2 separate regions of the Homo sapiens genome follow, and region 2 is linked to region 1. Evidence: read pairs that join two places in POLR2A ChIA-PET (ENCODE). Cell type or tissue: HepG2. All regions are shown on one strand. Links, peaks and the distances in the headings refer to the core of each region. The heading gives the core; the rest is flanking DNA. Region 1 overlaps ARHGEF28 (Rho guanine nucleotide exchange factor 28). Region 2 overlaps ARHGEF28 (Rho guanine nucleotide exchange factor 28).

Region 1 (6,691 bases), core at 1,021-6,020:
TAATCATCAATTTTTTTTTTTGAGACAGAGTTTCGCTCTGTTGCCCAGGCTAGAGCGCAGTGGCATGATTTTGGCTCACTGCAAACTCTGCCTCCCAGGTTCAACCAATTCTTGTGCCTTAGCCTAGCGAATAGCTGGTATTACAGGCATGCACCACCATGCCCAGCTAATTTTTGTATTTTTTAGGAGAGACAAGGTTCACTATGTTGGCCAGGATTGTCTCCAACTCCTGACCTCAAGTGATCCGCCTGCCTCAGCCTCCCAAAGTTCTAGGGTTACAGGTGTGAGCCACCATGCCCAGCCTATAATCATCAATTTTTAATGAAACTAACTTTACAAACCAGAGTCTCAGAAACTTCAAATTAAAGATAATACTAACAAGAATATGAAAGAACTGAGACTCCTATTCCGAGTATAAATTGTTCACCAGCCACCCATAAAATAAAAATAATGGCCAACCCAAGAACATTAACAAGTTGATCCTTCCAAAATTCTAAATTATCAAGAAGGCATTTAAAAAATTAATTTATATCCACTAGCATATACTATGATCCTCACCTTAAATGTCTGCTGCACTTCAAGATATTAGCAATTTGTCATCTATGTTTATAGTCATGCCTTATACAATTCCAGTCTTTCACAAAATTTGCTTAACTTGATGATAAAATTAGAAGATCCTTATGTATTTTTGTACATAATCCCAGTACTTTGGGATTTCCACTTAATAGCCAAAAAAAAAAAAAAAAATGCATTACTATAGGAAATGTGGAAGCTAAAAAAAAATAGCTGAAAGAATACAGAGAAATAAAGCAGCAAACTAAAATGCATTCCTTGGCCAGGCTTGGTGGTTCATGTCTGTAATCCCAGCACTTTGAGAGGTCGAGGCAGGTGGATCGCTTGAGCCCAGGAGTTTGAGACCAGCCTGGGCAACATGGCAAAACTCCATCTCTAAAGAAAAAAAAAGATAAAAGGAATTTCTTTATGAGTAAAACTATTGAAGACTGTTGAATATTTTAAGAAACAAGTCTATTAGAGCAAATTTAATTGTGCAAGAAGTTTGCTGTACACTTAGAAAAAAGTACAGATGTTTTTCACAACTCAACTTGTGGTATTTGCTAGATTTTATCTGATAAAATATACTCAAAATTTTTTTTTAATTTTTATTTTTTACTTCAATAGGTTTTTGGAGAAACAGGTGGTGTCTCGTTACATAGATAAGTTCTTTAGTGGTGATTTCTGAGATTTGGGTACACCTATCACCCGAGCAGTGTACACTGTACCCAATGTGTCGTCTTTTATCCCTCACTCCCCTCCCATCCAAAACCCATCATTTTAAGTGAGAATATGGAGACATATTCTGAAGAGTGAATCCCTTTTTTTTTTTTTTTTTTTTTTTTTTTTGAGATGGAGTCTTACTCTCTTGCCCAGGCTGGAATACAGTGGCTCAATCTCAGCTCACTGCAAGCTCTGCCTCCCAGGTTCAAGAAATTCTCCTACCTCAGCCTCCTGAGTAGCTGGGACTACAGATGCCCACCACCACGCCCAGCTAATTTTTGTATTATTAGTACAGATGGGGTTTCACCATGTTGACCAGGCTGGTCTTGAACTCCTGACCTCAGGTGATCCACACACTTCAGCCTCCCAAAGGGCTGGGATTACAGGTGTGAGCCATGGTGCCCAGCTGTGAATTATTTTTTTAATAAAAAATAGTGTTCTATCGAAAACTGTTCAAGTACAACCACTGGTAAGGCAGCTGCTCTTATAAGAAGTTTTAAAAACACCACACACAAGACTCATTCACTTTGTCATTCATGAGCAAGGTTCTGCAACAAAGAACTTGAAGCCAAAAGCACAAAATATTCTATGGGACATTAATCAATCAACATGGTTAATTTTGTGGAAATAAGAACTCCAATGTGGTCAAATCTTTGCAATTTATGTAATGAGATGCGAAGTAACCATAAAAATCTATACTACATTGAGACGTGCTGGTTATATTGTGGCAAAGTACTTTAAAAAGTTGTCAAACTTAAACATGTACTACATAATTTTCTCTTACAAAAATAGAAGTGCTATAAACCTACTGGTTTTTCAATTAGCCTGTTCCTTCAAGAAAAAAGTAATACTTTCTTTTTCTTTTTTTGACCTGCCATTTCAGAAAAAAAAGTGATATTTTAATAAGTGAAAGAGAAAATGTATTTCAAAAGAAACAGATTACAGATATAGATAGTACATGCCATAGTAAGAACTTTTTTTTTTTTTTTTTTTTGAGACAGAGTCTCGCTCTGTGGCCCAGGCTGGAGTGCAGTGGCGTGATCTCAGCTCACTGCAAACTTTGCCTCCTGGATTCAAATGATTCTCCTGCCTCAGCCTCCCAAATGGCTGGGATTACAGGTGTGTGTCACCACACCCAGCTAATTTTTGTATTTTTAGTAGAGTCAGGATTTTGCCATGTTGGCCAGGCTGGTCTCGAACTCCTGACCTCAGGTGATCTGCCTGCCTTGGCCTCCCAAAGTGCCGGGATTACAGGCATGAGCCACCATGCCCAGCCAGTAACAACATTTTGAAAGAGTATCTGTCCATGTTTCCATTGCTTTTGTTGCAAAAAAATCATTTAAAGTTTGCTACCTACAAAAGCTCTCACATGGCATTCTGTAAATTTTTGGAGAAAGAGATTTCTAACTTTTTTTATTTAATCTTCCAAAGAGAACATGTCATGGAGTTTGAGATCAGCCTGGGCAACATAGCAAGACCCTATCTCTACAAAAATAATTTTGAAATTAACCGGGCACGGTGGTGCATGCCTGTAGTCCTAGCTACTCAGGAGGCTGAGGCAGGAGGATCTCCCAAACCCAGGAGTTGTAGGCTACAGTGAGGTATGATCGTGCCACTGCACCACTGCCCTTCAGTCTGAGCAACAGAGCCAGACCCTGTCCCTAGTCAAAATATATATACATTGTTACAGTAATATGATTTATAAATGACTATAAATAAATACATTAAATAGGGTACATGCTAACTCCCCCCCTTTTTTTTTTAACTTGATAAGGGTACATTTTGAAGATCTGCACCTAAAAAGTGAGCCTTTTTCCCTAGTTGTCAAGCTATAAGTATTTTTCACAGTATTTTTCCTTCAGGCTTTGTAGAATTAGGCATAGCCTGTGGCGTGTGGCAAGCTCACGGGAGCCCATGTAGTTATGTATTTACACAGTGAGAAGGCAGGCTACAGTGGACTACAGTCCAAAGTCCAGAATCACACAGCTTCACGAAGGACCCAGATGCCAACGCTTTGCACTTTTCAGTCAAGAAGAAACCAGCTGTATCAAAGGCCTCCCTCAAATTTGGATTATACTATGATCTCAGCAAAAGGTGAAATGTCAAGGGCTAGACAATGTTATTTACATTTCACTTTATAGCCAATAACTTGTATTTCATTATTCATTACTCTACCATTTGCCATTTTTCAGTACAGAAATTTAAAAACCATTTGAACAGCAATTAATTTTGTTTTTCAGAGCAACCACTTTTCACTCCTTGAAAAAAAATAAAGTCACCACAGTACTCACCCTCAGTCCTAATCCTTCTAAAAGCCCTATAGAATTTCATAGACTAATTGTAGAAAAAAATATGCTGGAGCAAATATATACTCAATAAAACCAGGAAACTTCAAACTGAAATATATTTTAAAATTTTATATTCTCATTTGGATTTTCCCCAAGTTAATTCCTCTTTCACAGTAGAGCACTGAGTTCCATGCTCACTTGCAGAGCCACATGGCTAAACCATGCTGTGCCTCCTTTCACACCAAGTTTGATAATAAAACAAATTTGTATTTGCTAGGCAAGTTACAACTGCTTAAGTCCTTGATGTGCTGTCACTTTTCACTATATAAATGCCACCCTCTATATTTCATTCTATCTGTGAAAGTTTGAGTTCTTCATCTGCAATTACCAAGTTTTTCATAGTCAAGTACTTAAAAAAATTGTACCACATTTTCCAGAAATGTTTCTTGGGACATAAAAAAACCAAAGTATTTCCAAACATTTGCTGGCAGACACCAGGGGATGACTTGGGGCCTTAGTACACAGCCAGAATTTTTAAGTTTGTTCCCCAAATGGGGGAAGCTCTTATAAAAAGAACATCAAGATACAGTATTATAGACTTACGGGGAATACATAATATCCAAATATCTTTTATTGTTTGTTAACTCTAAAAAAAAGTATTAGACTATTTTAAACAGGCTAAAAATGTTTTTAATAAAAGAGGAAAGTAAATATAACATTTACATGGAAAAATATCAATTCTTGACTTTATGAAATTCTGAATTTTTCACATTTTTCATCTAAATAAAATATTCTAAGGCAGAATGACTATAAAACCTATCACTTTAATTTTGTCTTTGAATATGTCGATAAACATTGGTTTGTGTGCCTTTTACAAAACTAATTAACAGGTAATACTCAGGCACCTTGCTCAATATTCCGCAATTATCATCTCAGATGATCCTCATAGCAGCCTTGAAAGGAATATATGGGAAGTCCTTGTTACTTAACGATTCCTTTCCAAGTCCCTGCCATTACAAGGTTATATGAAGAAGCCAATGCTATCTACAGATAAAAATACTCAAAAAATGAACTGAACGCTTATATTAGAAAATAAAGCTTACGCAAGCAACTGCCTCCCCGATCATTCTCTATTCCCCTCCACTCCACTCAATGCTGGCATCTATTCTCTAATCATTCCATATTTAGAGAGAACAGATTTTGTGTATACTGTTTGTTTGCATTGGTCTTGGTGTTGTTACTGAATGGTGTAAATAAAAGACAAATCAACTTACAATACATTTAGAACATTTTTTAAAGCATGGCATTTTTAATAAAGAATAGTATCATGAGAACTGCTGAAATTATATATGAAGCTATCGTTCGATGAGAATTTTACTTGATAAGCTTGCCACACACCATAGGCCATGCCTAATTCTACAAAGCCTGAAGGAAAACTACTGGGAAAAATACTTAGAGCTTGCCAACTAGGGAAAAAGACTCACTTTTTAGAGGCAGATCTTCAAAATGTACCCTTATCAAGTTAAATGAACCCTTGTCAAGTTAAATGAGAATGTGGCAGAGACCCATTAACAACTTAAAAAGAAAATCATGATAAGACAAAGGTCTCAAAGATAACAGTGTCCATATTAAAGAAATAAGAGCACCTTCCCCCTCCTTGAGAAAATGGAAGAAGTTTTTGGGTATTTCTAATAAAAATGACCCTCACAATCATGCTTTGAAAATCAAATGTGAGGCCTGGCATGTTGGTTCATGCCTGTAATCCCAGTACTTTGGGAGTCTGAGGCGGGTGGATCACCTGAGGTCAGGAGTTCGAGACCAGTCTGGCCAACATGGCGAAGCCCCATCTCTACTAAAATAATACAAAAAATTAGCTGGGTGTGGTGGCAGGTGCCTGTAATCCCAGCTACTTGGGAGGCTGAGGCAGGAGAATTGCTTGAACCCAGGAGGCAGAGGTTGCAGTGAGCCAAGATCACACCATTGCACTCCAACCTGGGCAACAAGAGCAAAACTCTGCCTAAAAAAAAAAAAAACATTAGCTGGGTGTGGTGGTGGGGGCCTGTAATCCCAGCTACTCAGGAGGCTGAGGCAGGAGAATCACTTGAACCCAGGAGAAGGAGATTGCAGTGAACCGAGATCGCACCATTGCACTCTGGCCTGGGTGACAAGAGCAAAACTCTGTCTCAAAAAAAAAAAAAAAAAAGAAAAGAAAATCAAATGTGACTGGTAGATTGTATGGTGCGGAGTCAATCAATTTGATCAGAAAATTTCACACCCCCCTCCTTAATTAATCATATACTACACACACAGACACACACACGGTTCACGTTCTATCCATTCCTAGAATTACCACAAAATTGAAAAATATAATTTGCATAAGACTACATAGTTAGAAAATTGCATAAGACTACATAGTTAGAAAATGGTGTTCAAATGCAGCCTGTACCACTAACCATGATCCTATGTTCCTTTTTAGCCAAGGAATTGAAATATAAACTTTATAAATATGCTTATTTTCTTTTTTTTTTTTTTTTTTTTTTGAGACAGAGTCTTGCTCTGTCACCCAGGCTGGAGTGCAGTGGTGCGATCTTGGCTCACTGCAAGCTCCACCTCCTGGGTTCATGCCATTCTCCTGCCTCAGCCTCCCAAGTAGCTGGGACCACAGGCACCCGTCACCACGCCCAGCTAATTTTTTTGTATTTTTAGTAGAGACAGAGTTTCACAGTGTTCGCCAGGTTGGTCTCAATCTCCTGACCTTGTGATCCGCCTGCCTGGGCCTCCCAAAGTGCTGGGATTACAGGCGTGAGCCACCACACCCGGCTGCTTATTTTCATACTTTATTTTCATTTTCACACAATGGAACCTCAGGCAAGTCTTTTTTCCACCACTGCTTCCTATGAAATGTTGGTCTCCATTTTAAGGAGATTCACATTAAGGGACATCCCTGTGACCCACTCAGTAGAAAAAAAACAGTTTCTTCTACTATAATCTCACAACATGCTTCAGCAGGGGGATGGGGAATTTCCTTGCTTGTTGAAGCAAGCAAGCAATTCTGCAGCAGACACAAGCTGGGTGTCCTCCAATTCCCATACTACCTGGAGATAGCATCAGATCCCACAGGTTGAGGA
Region 2 (6,691 bases), core at 1,082-6,081, 51 kb before region 1:
GTCTAGAGCCTTCTGTTGGAAAGATAAAGTAAGAAAATATCAGATAAGTGCTATACAGAGAATTAAAAATAGTAGAATAACCCTCAATATTTACCAAAAGGAACTAAAAACTTACATCATACAAAAACCTGCACATGGATGTTTACAGCAGCTCTATTCAGAATTGCCAAAACTTGGAAACAACCAAGATGTCTTTCAGTAGGCAAATGATAAATAAATTGTGGTACATCCAGTTGATGGTATTAGCGTTAGCATTCAGCATTAAAAAGAAATGAGCTATCAAGTCATGAAAAGACATGAAGGAACCTTAAATGCATGTCACTGAGTGAAAAAAAAAAAGCTGATCTGAACAAGTTACATACTACATGATGCCAACTCTATGACATTCTGGAAAGGGCAAAACAATGGAGATGGTTAAAAACCCAGTGGTTGCCAAGGGTTGGTAGGTGGGGGAGGGATGAATAGGCAGAGCACAGAGGATTCTCAGGGCAGTGAAAACACTCTATGTAATACCATAAAGGTGGATACTTTATCATTATACATTTGTGCAAACCTATAGAATATACAACATCAGGAGTGAACCCTAATGTAAACTACAGATTTTCGATGATGATGATGTGTCAATGTTAGTTCATCAATTGTTAAAAAAAAAAAAAAAAAAAGTTCACTAAATTGTGATATTCCTGGTGGGGGATGTGGATACTGGGGGAGGCTATGCTGACCACACACACACTACCCTCTCCCTCTCAATCTCAACAATTTTACCCCAAATGTAGTGCTAGATGTACTTCTACAAGTGTCCCTTAATTCAGAAATGAGAAGAGCTAGGAGAAAACAGCTTCATTGATAAATAACTGTTTACATAATAAAGAAAAACTGTATCATTTTAAATGCCATTTCTAACAATTTACCATACTTCTGACACTGTAGATTATATTAATATTATGCTGTCTACTCTGGGCCTCTTGAAATCACCCAAAACCCCAGCACATGTAATGAATACAAAAAGCTTTCCAGAGACACATGACTTTAAAATTTACCTAGCAGAAAGGAAAGCAATTCTCATTCCATGACCACCCTATCCCTTCAAAAACAACTAAAAGAGAAGTTTGCTGGCCACACAGTAATTATGGGTCTTCCCTGGAAGTACATTATGACACAGTAACTTGTCAAATATCCTGATGACTGTGCCACAGTATCCCAATTCTTTCCTTAAAACCAAATGGCCACTATGTATTACATAAGACCCCTTCTCTTTGAACAAATTTTTTAATAGCCAAGCAAAGGCATGCTTCCAAAACTTATGATGATTTGAGTTTTTCAAGGTATATGTCTAACTGAAGAAATCCTTAAGTTACAGCAACCCCTTAAGTTATCTCATTCCTGACAAGATAGACACAGATCCGCATTTTGTTTTTTTAACTGGTTATACCCTCCTTCCAAACTATACAACTCCAAACCTTTTGACCACATAATGAAAGCACACATAACTACCAAGTCAATAAAAACATCTTCCCAACAATCACAGAAACTAACGCATTCCCATTGAAGTCCCACATGCTAAATTAGGTTGAGCACAGTTACTAAAAATGGATTATTCTTGTCACAGAGAACATCAAGAATTTTCTACTTTTCTGCATAAGAGATTAGAGGGTTTTTTTTTTTTAGCTTAAAGGCAGAGAAGAAGAAAAAATTAAAGAATTTCATCTGATCATTGCAAAAAAAAAATCTAGCTCAGTACATACTGTCCCAAAGACATCTAAGATGTTAGTTTTCAACTGTTTAATTAAAGACTCAACACAGAGCAAGTAAAAAACCAAAAGATTCTAAACAGCTACTTAATTTTTAGGATAAACTAGAGAATAAATTTTTCATTTTCAAATCTAAAATTTTAAACCATTAAAAATATCAACCTTCAAAACAGTTCCAACCTGTGCAACATGGCAAAACCTTGTCTCTACAAAAATATACAAAAATTAGCCAGGCATGGTGGCACACACCTGTAGTCCCAACTACTCGGGGGCCTGAGGTAGGAGGATCACCTGAGCCCAGGAAGGCTGAGGCTGCAGCGAGCTGTGATCGTGCTACTGCACTCAAGCCTGGGCAACAGATGAAACCCTGACAAAAAAAAAAAAAAAAAAAATCCTCCTTATGGTGGACAGTTTGAACCTATATTGATTATAGGTTGCATACATGATCAAGTCAGCAGTCTACTGAAATATATTTTCCTTTATTTTGCCTTAAAGGTGCCTACCGATGCAAGGCAACACTGGAATCCAACAAGATAAGTAGGACATCCCTACCTATCTAACCACCTACATGGCCATCACCAGTCATTCTCCTAGCCTTGCGAGCACCTCTTAACAGGGGAAGAAGCATTTTTACCCCCAACTACTTCTCTGCGGGTCACAGATATATACAACATATCTGACTGGGACAGTTTACTATTTAAAAAACTCTACATTTGAGGATAAGTTGAGTAGATTTCATTAAATTCATTTTATAAATTTATAAACAGAACTATAAGCTATAAACTTAACCACAAACTATAAGTAATATGCATGTTAATGCTTTACATTTAAACTTGAACCTTAGAAAAACTGTTTTTAGATCAGAATTAGATGGCGATATATTCACTGAATAACTCTGGAAACCACTATTTGGCAATACGTTTAAATCTCACAACACTGCAAGCTAGGTTTTGTTATTCCCACCTTATAAATGGGAAAGTGAGATAGTACAAATTGGAAGGTCACAGCTGGGACTCGAATTCAGGCCTATCTACTATCTACTCCTTGCTCTTATTTCAAGATTAAAACAATAGTTAGTGTGTAACTGGTTCATAGGTATTTAAAGGCGCCAAAAAGACAAACTCCCAACTTGTGAAGTTCTACTCTCTAACACTAACAAAAATAGTCTATACAATTTGAGTAAAATTAGCTACTTACTACCCACCTTATCGAGGAAAGATATGTATCTGCCTCCATAATATCAAAAGAAGCTGCCCGCCTGAAATGTGATCGGTGACTAAATAAACTTGAGAAATCTAACACATTCTGTGTATTTAAATAAAGGGTGATGTTGTGATGAAGAATACAAACAAAAGTATGGCCATCTAAATGACTTTTAGAAACAGAAAATCTAAAGAATGAGAATTGTTCAATATTTATTTAGCATTGTCCTTGGGGCAAGATCCAGCCAGCAAACATGAATGTTTCACTCTGTTTCACAGGAGATAGAGTAAATACTGCAGCTCCCCCTAAGGCAGCATTCCTTTAGCCCAGAGGATATGTTCTTAAAAATAAAATCAGCACTATACATGGTCATCCTCATGATTAGAGCAACACATATCATCACCTAGCCAACCTGTCAATCTCAGTTCTAACAGCTTTCAGTTGATCAGTTTAATCCCACAACAGTCCTTTGAGGTAGGTGTCTATTATAATCCTCATTTGACAAATGAGGAAACTGAGGCAGGGAGCACTTAAATAACTTGCCTAAGATCACACAGCTTGTCAGGAGGCTGAGCCAGGCAGTCTCTTAAACTCTCACAGCCAAGTCCTCACAGCGATGCAGCTACACACACTGGCAATCCTTACAGGTTCTTGAAATCCCTTGAAGCCAAGAATTGCCTCTAGCTATCCACAACTGTGGGTCAGTCCCTTCAGACTGCAGTGATATTTATGAGGCCTCTTATCATATCCAGGGCTTTCTGCCATTTTCTGCTTTTCTTTGTTATTTATTTTCTTGATTGTCCCTTGAACTGCTATAAAGCTCACATTTTAATGCCAGCACCGTAGTCTTCCTTTGTTTCTTGGGGCAAGTTCACACACCTATGGTCAACTATCCTGCACCAAAACTGCTCCTTTGGAACACAAGATATATGTTGGAAAGAGCAGCCACAGAAAGCAACATGATTTGCAGAACCTACTCAACCTGGAGTCGTTTGGCAGCACTCTCAATGGCTGATCTCATCAGGGTTCTCCAATGAGAAACGTTTTCTCTTTGGCCAGAACATTCAGTACCGTGTATTTAGTACAGGGTGCCACAACATCTCTCTGTGGCTGACAACATTCTTTAGCTTTCTGGACGAGAAGGAAAAACATTAACCTTTCGACTTGTCTTAACTATAGGTGATAAGTTAAAAGAGGGCTTTGTTATATTACTTGCTGTACTATTCTCTATGATTCCAATATTTCATAATTTAAACCCTTTTTACAAAGCAATTTCCAACACTTGATTTAGATAGCACATCTGACTTGAAAGAAAACTTGTTTTCAGACTTGCAAGGCTAAGAATTTGAGTGAAGGTCTGTAGGGGCACAACAAAGGGAAGCCACCAGTTGTGACCCATTTAATCAGCCACTAGCCTGACCATTTCTTTACTACATTGGGATGAAACAAAGAAATTATCATTTTAAAAATAAGAAGGCTTTCCACAAGACAAGCAATGCTCTACTTTGTTCTACATGTTTACTTATGGCTTCAATGACAGCATAGATATCATTATCAAATTTACCAATGGTAGAAGCAAAGTTGGAAGGGTCAGTCAGGATGAATCAAGTCTCAGAAAGACCTCAACAGGACCAACACTAACAAGACGAACTTCACCAACTAACAATGAAAATGCTGTACTTAAGTTAAAGAAAACTCAGCAGCACAACACAGGATGCAAGAGGACCAGATAAATAGCATTGACGTGGAAAGGACCTAGAGATTTCAGACAGCAGTAAGCTCAGGATGGGGCAGCAGTTTGATACAGTCACCCAAAATGAACTCAGACTACCTGAGACTGAAGGACAGTAGGCAGAACAGGGAAGGTGATGACCCCATGGTCCTCTGCATTGGCCATGGCCTGCTGAGGGATTCTGTTCAATTAGAGGCACTGCATTTTAACTGGATGTTGAGGGCCACACTATGAGAAGAAAGGCTTTTGAAATCAGGGATTTATTCTGGCAAAGAGGACACTTAACGAGAGGATATGACAGCTGTTCTCAAAGTCTTAAAGGATGATATCCAAGAAAAAACAGAGTTACTACACAATGTCTCAGGGGGACAGAACCAAGAGCAAGTGGAGAGAATTACCAGAGGCAGATTTTAGGCCACAGTTAAAAATTATTTTATAGCAAGTAGAACTGTCCAAATATGGACTCTCTTCCTTATCCAGGAAAGTGGGTTCTTGTCACCATTAGAAGAGCTTAAGGAGAGTAGATGACCATCTATTCCTGTCATTAGAGGGAATTGCTACACATAAGATTCCATGATAAAAATCATTCAAACTTACAGTGGATATGTATATTCAGAGAATCACAAAAGCACAAAGTGAAAGTGGTCACAAAAGATTATTTCACTCACCCCCTCAGGTCTAAGCAAGGAGACAAACTCCCCAAGAAGATCACTTTTAAAATGTTTCTTTATATGTTTCTAAGAAGAAACTTGCCCATCTTCTTAGTATTCCCACAGTTCTGGCTTTTCAGAAAGTTCTTCCTGATGCCTAATCTGAATTTCACCGGCTCCAATTATACCAATTCACATGGATACCAAAATGGACTTTGTAATGATCATGACAGGAAGAAAACTGACATGAGGACAGGTAATGAAGAAAAATATTTGCAGAGGAAAAATATTAAGCAAAGAATTTTAAAAGCTTCCAATCTCTAAATGCCAATGTCATTCAGAACAGTTATAAAAACCATTAGAAATCTGGTTTACATACTTTCTTTTCTGAGTACAAACACTGACCTCCTTGTATAAAAGCTCTGCTTTTATTTTCAGACCCAGCTTTCTATCTCTGCAGAAAGAACAAGACAAAAACTTAATGTGTTTAGATTACGACCACTCAACACTGAAGGGAAACTACAGTTGGGCAGCGGGAAAAAAAGATAGTTTTAAAAGGCTGGTGACAACATTAAGTGCTTAAACATGCCTCGTTCACATAAAAGGTACCAAAGTACAAATTAAATAAAACATGTTCTCTCATTTCCACTAACTGTCTGGGATATGTTGCCAAAATACAAAGTCACCCTGAAACGCTATTCAGCATAGAATTCTGGATGGCCTTATTCCTAGCAACTTACACTGTGCTTAGTAAGTTCATCGTATACTGTATTGATACACTTTTGCACCGAACTAATTTACCTATTTGTGGGCCAATCAATTTTCTGTTAAAACTCCCTATATCTTAGTTAGCTGGATAGCATATTTTAGATTCTCTTTAAATGCTTCCCTAGCAAAAATAAAACCAAAGCTAAGCTCTAAATCAACTCTTTGAAAATAAATTATTTTTTTGTAACTGCTACAGCTTGGTTTTAGATAAAACATGTCAGTAAACAAGACAGCAAACTGGTATCTATGTAACTTGAATTTTGTTTGCAGTTTGGCTAGTCATACCTGGCAGACAGGGAGTGCAGTGCCCAGAAGTTCCAAAGGACTTCCTTGTCATTTTGAAGACTGAACCCTACTCTGTTCTGGGCTGGCAGTGAGCTTTTCACTGAGGGGTATTTGTGCACACACAGGCACACATATGCACACACACTTTCTCCCCTGGTTTAAACTTTTAGGGATATGGTCTTTGCAACCAAACTCAGGCTAATAGGAAAATTTAGATTAAAACCACTCAACACAGGGGGAAACTGCACAAGTTACATACTGCCCAAGTCAGTCACCTTGACTGCTAGTTTAACAATTGACCC

The links. Peaks named below come from ENCODE experiments on the same cell type or tissue, not always from the same donor. Only the 100,000 strongest peaks of a DNase experiment are listed, where the experiment ranks them.
Region 2: POLR2A ChIA-PET joins it to region 1 with 7 read pairs; 5 of 35 experiments call an interaction of 5 or more read pairs at or near these places.

The regions. Positions count from the first base shown.
Region 1 is chr5:73,675,145-73,681,835 of GRCh38, reverse strand. All of the region lies in intron 1 of ARHGEF28 (Rho guanine nucleotide exchange factor 28), which reads right to left. Among named protein-coding and RNA genes, the nearest start is that of ARHGEF28, 52 kb to the right of the region's middle. In HepG2, for the core only: no CTCF peak of the experiment used is centred there; a DNase peak (open chromatin) is centred at 3,235; H3K4me3 peaks cover 363 bases.
Region 2 is chr5:73,725,987-73,732,677 of GRCh38, reverse strand. All of the region lies in intron 2 of ARHGEF28 (Rho guanine nucleotide exchange factor 28), which reads right to left. Among named protein-coding and RNA genes, the nearest start is that of ARHGEF28, 100 kb to the right of the region's middle. In HepG2, for the core only: a CTCF peak has its summit at 3,261; a DNase peak (open chromatin) is centred at 3,207.